Regions from separate parts of the Homo sapiens genome. Here region 2 is linked to region 1. Evidence: read pairs that join two places in POLR2A ChIA-PET (ENCODE). Cell type or tissue: GM12878. All regions are shown on one strand. Links, peaks and the distances in the headings refer to the core of each region. The heading gives the core; the rest is flanking DNA. Region 1 overlaps WDPCP (WD repeat containing planar cell polarity effector). Region 2 overlaps WDPCP (WD repeat containing planar cell polarity effector).

Region 1 (5,391 bases), core at 313-5,312:
AATTGATCGCCATACTCCAAAACAGTGCCCAGCAATTAGTCAGTACTAATTATTTGAGTTCAAAATACTAGTAATATTAATAATAACAAATATATGCCATATGCAGCAACAAATCTGTTTAGTATCCCTTGTATCGTGCTTAGCATAATATACAATTAAAATTTGAAGACACACTCTTGGATATTAATGTCTTACCAAAGAAAAATAGCAATTAACATTTTTATTCCCTGACAAAACTTTGTCAAACACTTTATTAAAAACTTGTATTTTCCCTCACAGCTTAAAATAATTTATTTAAATACTTGCCTTTAGTTATAGCTGTGATCTCCAATTCAGAAAAATTTGCTTATACTAGAAAACTAAGAAACTTAAAACACAGAAAAGAATATTTACAAACTGTTTCTATTTTGTAATCTGGACAATAAGTTTCCTTCAAAATCCTCCTTGTAACTTGGGCAAGGTTCATTTTGAATCAATCTTTTATTTTGCTTTATTTCCTCAGGATATTCATTACCTTGCACTAGATAAAGGTGAATTGGCACTAGCTGAAGTGGCAAGAAAAAGAGCTAGTGACATTGATGCAGAATCAATAACCTCTGGGGTTGGTAAGAATTAACGCTATTTTTAAGTGCTTTTTATTTTAATCAATAGTTAGTATCATTTCTATTTATGTTTGGAGGACATGGATGGTTAATTTGAATTACTTTGTTTGTAAAGACAGTGCCTTATAAAAAGAAGAATTAAGCTTTGACAAACAGCACAATGTTGATACACAAGTTGGAATTGTGTTTATGTGAAAATTTCTAATCAGTGATTACTATAGTCATCATTTAGCAAAAAGTCAAAAGGATATTCTTTTCATAAGATTTTGGGAGAAAGAGCTTAGTATTATCATAGTGCTGTTACTAAAATTAACCAACACAGAAATTTATATAATCCTTTATTTATACACAGACATGTCATTTCTCAAAAGAATTCTCTCCTATATCAGGCAAAGTATTTCATATGAGATTTTGGGTTTGATGGGTGATTGTTTTTGTTTAGAAGCTGCTAGAATCATTTTAAACCATAGTATTCTGAAGAAGACAGATCAGAAGCCTTAGAATGAATTTGAAAGTCCATTTAAATTTTATAACATAAAAAATGAAAGTTTATAAAAATTACTGTAATATCAATGCTAACATCTTTTTTTAAAACTCAGTTTATCTAATGCTGCTAAATTGAGCAATATTGATACTTACAAATCCAATTCCTTTTCTTCCTGAGTATTTATTATTCCTAAAGTAGGCAAAGAACCCTCAGGATTGTACTAGAATTCATTTTTCTGTGGAACTCCTCTGAAACAAATAAGTTTTAAAAAGATTTCCACTTTTAAGTGCTTGAAAAATCTTATACAAGCCTTTCCATTGACAGATCTTGTGCTTTGTTTTTGTAATGCTGTTTGCAGCCAAAGGGACCAATTGTCAGCTTCTCTCTGATGCCACCACATAGATCTAATCTTCAAGGTGGTACTGAAGGACTCAAAGCCATTCCAGCAGGGTAGCTCTAAACCTGAATACCAGGGCTGACAGGTACTAGCAAGATAATCCCATTCTCCTTCCCCCATCCTGAAAGAGTTCCAGATTGATTAGACCACTTTCATATCTCTGTTTCTAATGGATAGGGAATACTCACTATTAATGCAGTATTGGATAAGAATAACTGTAATTGACCTATCACTATATCTTGTTACTTTCTAGGGAGGGATATTAATGTGTGTACTACTACTAATAATAGCACTTAATATTTATTGAATGTTAAGTTACAGATAACTAATTTTCACCACAACTCTGTGAAGTAAGTACAATTTATATTTGCTATGAGAAGTCACTTCTAACTAAATGATGAAAGCATACCATGTTTATAGGAATGATGACGTTATATGATGGGGAAATATCCTCCATCCCTATCCCTCTAGCCATTTAGGAAAACAAAGCAGGAAGTTAAGTCCTAACCAATTTTCTGGGAATTTTCCTTAGTTGTCCTGTACCCTGCCTTTTATTCCAGGGTATCAGATATAATGAGGGCCATCTTTGCATTTTAAAGCTATTTAAAATTAGTAAGAGTGAAAGAGAATGTGAAGAGATTATCACAAAATTTCAGCAAAATGAAGAAACTCCCCAATTCACCAAAATGCATCTCACTTCCTGTGTATTCTCTGATGAGGTTACTGTGGCCAGCGGATAATTCCTAGCCAGAAAGCTTAGTGTACCCACTTTGAGCCCTGCGTCATTTCTAGCAAATATATTTTCACTGATACCCTGTGACTTCCCTTTTCTCAGCCTTGTCTCAGGCCTCAGCCTTTGACCTAGATTACTATGTTTTGACAAAGATACTATTAAATAACATCAGTAACTTTCAAGAGGTTGCCCTATTACATGAATGTTCTACTCCAGTTTTGCTGCAGAAAACTGGGTGATTCTCACTCATAATTCCGAATGGAATTAACAAAGAATTTCTTGTTTCCTCATCATGGTCTCTACCTAGTTCTTTTTTGCAGCCCACATCATGCTGGGGAAAGCTAATTTTCTTTCAAATTCCCTCAATTTAATTCAATTATTCTCTTAAACTTATCCCAAAGCTGAAAGTTATTAAATTTTTGGCTTTCAAAGTGGTTCTTTGATGCAAGCAAGGAGCCAAATTATGTGAGATAGCAAAAGAGTAGTTCCATTTACATGGGAAAGTCTGTAAAAAAGCATCAGACATAAATACTGCCACCATAGTTAAAAGCAAGAGGCGCCAAAGGAAAAGCTGGATGATGATAATCTGAACAATTTGGTAATTTTTTAAACTTTTTATTGAAGTCTAACATGCATACAGAAAAGTGCACAAAACATAAGCATGTGACTCAATGAATTTCACAAAGTGAACACATCCTTGTAAACAGTATCCTGACCAAGTAACATATGTTACCAGGACCCCAGAAGCCTTCCTATACCCACTTCAAGATGCTATAATCTCAGCCCAGCTGTCCAGATTTGTAACATTATAGACTAATTTGCCTTTTTTCAAACTTAAATGGATTCATACCTATATTCTTTTGTATTTGGCTCCTTTTATTCAACATTATGAATCTGAGAATCTTTCGTATGTTGCATATAGTTATAATTCTTCCACTCTTCTTGCTGTATAACAATATTCCAATGCATGAATGTACTTCAATTTATTCTACTTTAGATGGATATTTGGGTTGTTTCAAGTTTGGGGCTAATGCGAATAGTGTTGCTATGAACATTCTTGTGTATGTCTTTTAATGGACATAGGTAGGCAGATCTGTTTGACTGTGCTTAGAAGTTGAACTCCTGTGACGTAGGATATGCAGCCTTAGTAGCTACTTCCAGTTTTCCAAAGTAGTTGTTAACAATTTCCCTTCTCACCAGCAGTATGTAAGAGTTCCAGTTTTGGCCATCCTCAATGATGCTTGATATTGTCTCTCTTTTTTATTTTAGCCATTCCGGTGGAAAAGGTATTGTAATTTTGTATATGTGACAGTATAATATATAGGCTGTTTCTGGATCATGTTCTATTTTATTACTCTGTTTGTCTATACTTGCACAAATATCTCACTGCTTTAAGCAACTCTGGCTGTCAATGTTATTATTTAGTAGTGAAAATTGCCCAGCTTTGTTCTTTAAGATAGACTTGGCTATCCTTCCATATAAATCTCAAAATCAGCTTATACCCTGACTCACTCAAGGAAAAAAAAGAAACAAAAACAGTGGGGGCTGAAATTCTGGTTAGAATCTCATTTAATTCATAGATACATTTGGGCTGAATTTATTTCTTTATAATATTGTTTTCCAATCCATGAATATGATCTATCCCTCCATTTATTTAGGTCTTCTCTATTTCTTATGAAAAATGTTTTGTAGTTTTCATAGTAGTGGTCTTCCACATCTTCCTTTAGATTTAAGTATTTCTTTTTCTCCTTTGTATGTGGTAATCTTATTTTTAAATTTCATTTTCTGTTTTATTTCTGGTATATATACAATTGACTGTTGTATATATTGACCTTATATCTAGCAATAAGTGATAAATTCGCTTATTAATGCCAACAGTTAGTAAATTCTTTTGAATTTTCTGCATCCACATCATGTCGTCTGGAAATGTGTTAGTCTCTTTGCATTGCTATAAAGGAATACCTGAGACTGAGTAATTTATAAAGAAAAAAGGTTTATTTTGGTTCAAGGTTCTTCAGGCTATATGAGAAGTATGGTGCTGGCATCTGTACCTGGTGAGGCCTCAGGAAGCTTCAAATCATGGTAGAAGGTAAAGGGGGAGATGCCATATCACATGGTAAGAGGGGAAGAAACAGAGAGAGGAGGAGGACCCAGGCTCCTGTAAACAACTAGCTCTCATGTGAACTAACAGAGCAAGAACTCAGTTCTTACCATGGGGAGGGCACCAAGCCATGTAAGAGGGATCTGCCTTCATGACCCAAACACCTCCCATGAGGCCCTACCTCCAACATGGGGGATTACATTTCAATATGAGAGTTGGAGGGGACAAACATCCAAACCATATCAGCAAATAAGGACATTTTAATTCCTTCCTTTCTAGTTCTTATGCTTTTTACTTCTCTTTCCTTATTATTGCACTGACTAGAAGCTCTAGTATAAAGATAAGTAGAAGTTGTGACCGGCATTATTTTCTATTTCTTGATTCTTAGGGAAAGCTTTCAATAATTCACCAGTTAGCATAAAGTTTTCCCCAGGTTTTTAATAAACCTTTTATTCATATTAATAAAGTTCCCTTCAGTAACTAGTTTGCTAAGAGTTTCTATCATGAATAGGTATTGAATTTTATCGAATACTTCTCCTGTGCCTATCAAGATTATCATGATCTTTCTCCTTTGTTCTATTAATATCGTGAATTGCATTGATTTTCAAATGGCAAACTAACCTTACGTTCCAGAATAAATACTTCTTAATTGTGATGATGTATTTTTACATATTCCTGCATTTCATTTACTATTTTTAAATGTTGGCATTTACATTCATGAGGGATCAGACTTACAGACTCATGGTTTTGCTTCAATATCTCTGCCTAGTTTTGATATCTAGATTATTTTGACCTAATGCCTAAATGTCAAACATCTAGAAAGGATACATTTGAACATGTAATAGTACTTTATGATCCAGCTCTTTATATATGGCATATGTAACACTTCCTACAACTTAAAAATTTTACATTAATCTTGACTGTATTAATGTGAATATTTTGGTTGTAACATTGTATTAAATTTTTGTAAAATATTATCATTGGAAGAAACTGGATAAAAGAGACATGGGACTTCTCCATTATTTCTTAGAACTGCATATTAATATATAATTATCTTTAAAAGTTTAATTT
Region 2 (5,391 bases), core at 240-5,239, 130 kb after region 1:
CAGCCTCCAGAGTAGCTGGGATTACAGAAGCACGCTACCACACCCGGCTAATTTGTTTATTTTTAGAAGAGACAGGGTTTCACCATGTTGGCCAGGCTGGTCTTGAACTTCTGACCTGAAGTGATCCAGCCGCCTTGACCTCCCAAGTGCTGGGATTACAGTCGTGAGCCACCATGCCAGGCCACAGAAATCTTGTATTTAGAAATGGCAGAAACCCATTCTTTTAATGTGGAATTATGGTAGATATAGCAACCTGCTGCACTTCCTGTTTTTACTATCACCCAAAGAGGGGAGTAATACATATAGAATAGGGAGTGTGTGCATATATATATGTGTGTGTGTGCGTATATATATATATATATATATATATATATATATGCACATACACATACACGGTATTTACATGTTGACAATTACATTAATAGAGCATCTTGAAGTATAAGTGTATAACCTCTAAAAATGATAAAGTAGCAATTTTTGTGTTTGCTACTACTTCTATCATAAGTTTATCAATTTACTTGATGGAATACAGTATCTTCAAGTATTGGTTGAGATGGAGTAATTGATAAACTATTCTCATTCTTTCCTCTAAAAATTGATTTTTAAAAAATATTTTCAGGCCGGGTGCGGTGGCTCACGCTTGTAATCCCAGCACTTTGGGAGGCCGAGGCGGGCAGATCACGAGGTCAGGAGATCAAGACCATCCTGGCCAACATGGTGAAACCCCGTCTCTACTAAAAATACAAAAAAAATTAGCTGGGTATGGCGGCTCATGCCTGTAGTCTCAGCTACTCGGGAGGCTGAGGCAGGAGAATTGCTTGAACCTTGGAGGCGGAGACTGCAGTGAGCCAAGATTGTGCTACTGCACTCCAGTCTAGTGACAGAGCGAGACTCCATCTCAAAAAAAAAAAAAAAAAAAGTTAAATATGTCAACATACTTTATCTCAGCATTTATGATCTATTTACTTTCTGAAAGATTTGGGGCATTTCACTAAAGTATTTTATATATCATATCTAAAATAAATTATATACACAGCAAAAGTCAATTAAAAGTTGCAGGCCAGGCATGGTGACTTACGCCTGTAATCCTAGTGATTTGGGAGGCTAAGGCAAAAAGTTCGCTAGAGCCCAGTAGTTTGAGACTAGCTTAGGCAACATAGCAAGACCTTGTCTCTACAAAAATAAAAGTTTAAAAAAATTATCCAGGCACAGTGGTGCACACCTGTAGTCCCAGCTACTTGGGAGGCTGAGGCAAGATCACCTGAGCCCGAAAGTTTGAGCTGTACTTTTGCTGTGAGCTATAATTGTGCCACTGTTCTCCAGCCTGGGCAACAGAGCACAACCCTATCTCAAAAAAAAAAAAAAAAAAAAAAACACAAAACAAGTTGCACAGTTATGTGATGTTGAATATCGGGCTGTTTTATACAAGTTAAAACTGTGTTTAGCTCTGAATTTGGGAAGGCAAAGGCAAAAAAGTGAAATAGGTTTACTTTGAGAAGCATCATGGTATAACAGAAAGAATGCAGTATTATAAGCAAACTGTCTCAGTCTAATTTTGTTCCACTACCTCCTCACTGCTACACACCTCTATACCTGTTTCTTCATCTGTAAAATGAGAATGGTTATGTTTAATTTAGTAATATTACATGATTAATCTGTCAAATTAGGTAATGGAAAACCATTCTGTTCTAAAACATGGTTCATGATTATTGTTTTTATTAATTTTTTAACACATGCAAATAGTAAATTTATCTAGATGGAAACACTTTTTCAGCATTCTATATTCACACTCAAGAATGTTTGTGCAGCCCAGGTGCATTGGCTTACACCTGTAATCCCAGCACTTTGGGAGGTCAAGGCAGGCGGATCACTTGAGGCCAGGAGTTCAAGACCAGCCTGGCCAAAATGGTGAAACCCTGTCTCTACAAAAAATACAAAAATAGCCTGGTGTGGTGGTGCATGCCTGTAGTCCCAGCTACTTGGGAGGCTAGGGTGGGAAAATCACCTGAGCCTCGGAGGTCAAGGCTGCATTGAGCCTTGATTGTACCACTACACTCCAGCCTGGGTGACAGAGTGAGACCTTATCTCAAAAAAAAAAAAAAAAGCTTGTGTAAAAAAAAACTGAAAAGCAGCCTGGCGAGGTGGCTCACGCCTGTAATCCCAGCACTTTGGGAGGCCAAGGTGGGGAGATTGCCTGAGGTCAAGAGTTCAAGACCAGCCCGGCCAACACGGGAAAACCCCATCTCTACTAAAAATACAAAAAAATTAGCCAGATGTGGTGACGTGCGCCTGTAGTCTCAGCTACTCAGAAGGCTGAGGCAGGGAGAACTGCTTGAACCCGGGAAGCGGAGGTTGCAGTGAGCCGAGATCACGCCACTGCACTCCAGCCTGGGCAACAGAGCAAGACACCGTCTTATTAAAAAACAAAACAAAAAAAACTGAAAAGCAAGCTGGGTGTGGTAGTGTATCCCTACAGTCCCAGCTCCTTTGGAGGCTGAGGTAGGGGAAGTGCTTGAGCCCAGGAGTTTTAGGCCAGCATGGAGAACCTAGCAAGACCCAATCTCTAAATTTTTAACTGAAAAACAAACTAAACATGTCTTAGAGTTTTGAAAAGGATAGACATTCTAGTCACATAGATGTTTCTTATTATAACTCCTCTTTATAAGGTAAAATACTTAAATCATAATTCACTAAAGGCATTCCTGTGGAAAGGTGAAATGACAAGTTCTAAGTACACTCCTTTCTGATGGCTTACTTAACACAGAAGTTAGAAAGTTAGTTAGCTTATCTATAAAACTTGTCTCTCGTATGTACCAGAAGCCTCAAGCCAACCTTTGGCAAGTGCTAGACTACAGTCAGTTTGAGACTGCATTTTCTACAAAAAATGTCAAGTACCAAACTCTGCCATGTTGATGAAAAAGAAACCTATATATGATACCAAATATGCAAGAAGCAGAGTTCAATTTCACAATGTTCAGTAGTGAAACTTGAATAGCTGGTCAACTTACTCAGAAAAGCGTCTCCTGCCACATAGGGTGGACCACTAGCTAGCATGCTTATAAGCAAAAGCCTTAAATGAGAGGAATAGGGAATCAGAGAAGTTAATCATAAAGCAGCCTGTGGAACAAGTATTGTTAGTACATTAAAAAACTATAGTGGAAAAAAAAAAACCCTTTACAGAGAAATACGAACAAAATTATAATCCCAACTCTGCCACTAACTGACTTTGGACAAAACACTTAACCCATATGAGCCTCAACTTGTTCATCTATAAAATAAAACAATTTCAGATTAGGGAGTTTTAAGATTTCTTCCATGTCTAAAATATTATACTTCTGGGATTTAATTATTATTAAACCAAATCAGAAACTTCAAGACAGACTGTTAGTAACACAGAGGAAACCTAACATAATAAACTGAGATGATCACTTACTGTATTAAAATTTAAAAATCTGCATTAAGTGAGCCACAGGTCAAAATCCAGTTTATAGCAAAGCAAAGCTTAACTTGTCTGCTGAATTTACTTACAAAAGTCTGTGTACATTTAAAGGAAAGTGACCTGATATCACCCAATATTAGGTAACAGCAAAAGGGTGTGGCTCAGAAAATGCACTTAACCACATGTAGAAAGCAATGAGGGACTGGGGAAAACCCTTTCGTTGCTGTAAAATTACTACAAGAATTAACACGTAGTTTCATTCAGTCAAGGCTGAGCACAATTTCAACACATTAAAAAAAAAAATGAAGATCAGTCTTCCTTGGAACCACAACTTCCTATTATTGAACAAAATCACCTCCTCCCAAACTAGGAAACAAACAAAGCAAAACTACCAATTCTACAGTGTTTATCCAGAAGCTTAAAATTTCATAGCTTTTGGTCCAATAATTCTATTTCTACAGTTCTATACCAAGGAAATAATCCTACAAACAGAAAAAAAAAAAAAAACTTCATGCCTATCTATCATAGGGTTATTTATGAAAAAGAAGAAATTGGAAACAATATAAATTTAACCAAAAAAGGAGTGGTTAAATAAAGCTATAGTATTTAATGGAATAATAAAATTCAGCCATTAAAAACAGACTATGTAGGAACATTAAAAAGTTTTGAAGTGTTATAAGGCCAAAAAAAAAAAGAAAAGAAAAGATACAGAATTATATATATATATACACAATATAATTCAAGCTGTGTTTAAAATAAATAAATAAAACGTGGAGAAAAAGAGACTAGAAGCAAATTCATGTTAACTTTAGTTTTGTATAACTAGTAGGACTATGGGTAAATTTTCATAGTTTCCTGTTTTCCAAATTTTATTTAATGATTATGTTTTACTTCAAATAATGTTTAAAAACTTGAATGTAAAATAAATTATTTTATAAATCTTCAAAATATCCGTCTAAGGTACGTAGAGTATAAGTCAAGGTTATATAGCAATGGAAACCTTGGAAATGCCCTGAAGTCTTTTTAAAATGCAATGGATTTTAAAGAAAATCCCCCAAAGGAATATTTTTTGTTTTGTTTTTTTAAATCCTGGAAGATCTTGAGAAGTTAATTCTATGATTCTTACTTTTTAAAATGTAATTCCTAAGGTAAGAGAGGATTAAATCATGGATAGAAGACACTACATAACAACAGCAACATGGCTGAACGACACGATAGTTCTTAGGTATGCCATCAGCCTTCTAGCAACAAGTATATCTAGATATTAAGAAAATAAAATAATTTACCTAGGATCTCTGCCAGTTGATGAACAAGGCCAAAACCTAACTCATTTTCTCAATGACCATTCTCGTGGTATAGAAACTAGACTTTGGTATGGTAGTTTATAAGCCAAGAGTTGAAGCTTATGTTTTAAAAAATGACAGTGCTTAGTTTTCTTTTTAAATTGAAAGCTACCTAAAAGCCTGGAACTTGCCAGCACACACTCAAGCCTCAGGCACTATTAAATTACGCATTCTTCTTGCTACCTGTTTTTCCAGGTTTTTTTTTTTTTTTCAATTTTGTGTACATCAAGGTCTACAGGCACATACCTACATACATGTGTTGCCCTTATTTTTTAGCCGCATATCTGTTTCCTTTGATATGTGACTACTTAAAATAGTATAAATGCAGACTTTCTGAAAGGCTTTTCTTAGTAAAAATAACTTTTAAGATATAACTTACAGAATAACTTTAAATTTATTTTTTAAAATTACTTTCACCTATACTTTAAGTAAAATGTCTCCAATTATGACATGATAGTGTAAGTGCTGTTATCCCTACTCTCTTTACCTTTTACTTTTACCATTTCAACTCTAAGTAGGTTATCTTCAAATTTTAAAAACTGTCCCCACTGTATTATTTTTCACATAATATCACTCATCTTTAGTCTTATCTTCACACATCATCCAACT

The links. Peaks named below come from ENCODE experiments on the same cell type or tissue, not always from the same donor. Only the 100,000 strongest peaks of a DNase experiment are listed, where the experiment ranks them.
Region 2: POLR2A ChIA-PET joins it to region 1 with 5 read pairs; 1 of 35 experiments calls an interaction of 5 or more read pairs at or near these places.

The regions. Positions count from the first base shown.
Region 1 is chr2:63,254,521-63,259,911 of GRCh38, reverse strand. WDPCP (WD repeat containing planar cell polarity effector) reads left to right here. Exons shown (of 18, transcript NM_015910.7): 14 at 503-605. Among named protein-coding and RNA genes, the nearest start is that of OTX1, 210 kb to the right of the region's middle. In GM12878, for the core only: no CTCF peak of the experiment used is centred there; a DNase peak (open chromatin) is centred at 2,241.
Region 2 is chr2:63,122,650-63,128,040 of GRCh38, reverse strand. All of the region lies in intron 17 of WDPCP (WD repeat containing planar cell polarity effector), which reads left to right. Among named protein-coding and RNA genes, the nearest start is that of OTX1, 75 kb to the right of the region's middle. In GM12878, for the core only: no CTCF peak of the experiment used is centred there; DNase peaks (open chromatin) are centred at 2,990 and 3,650.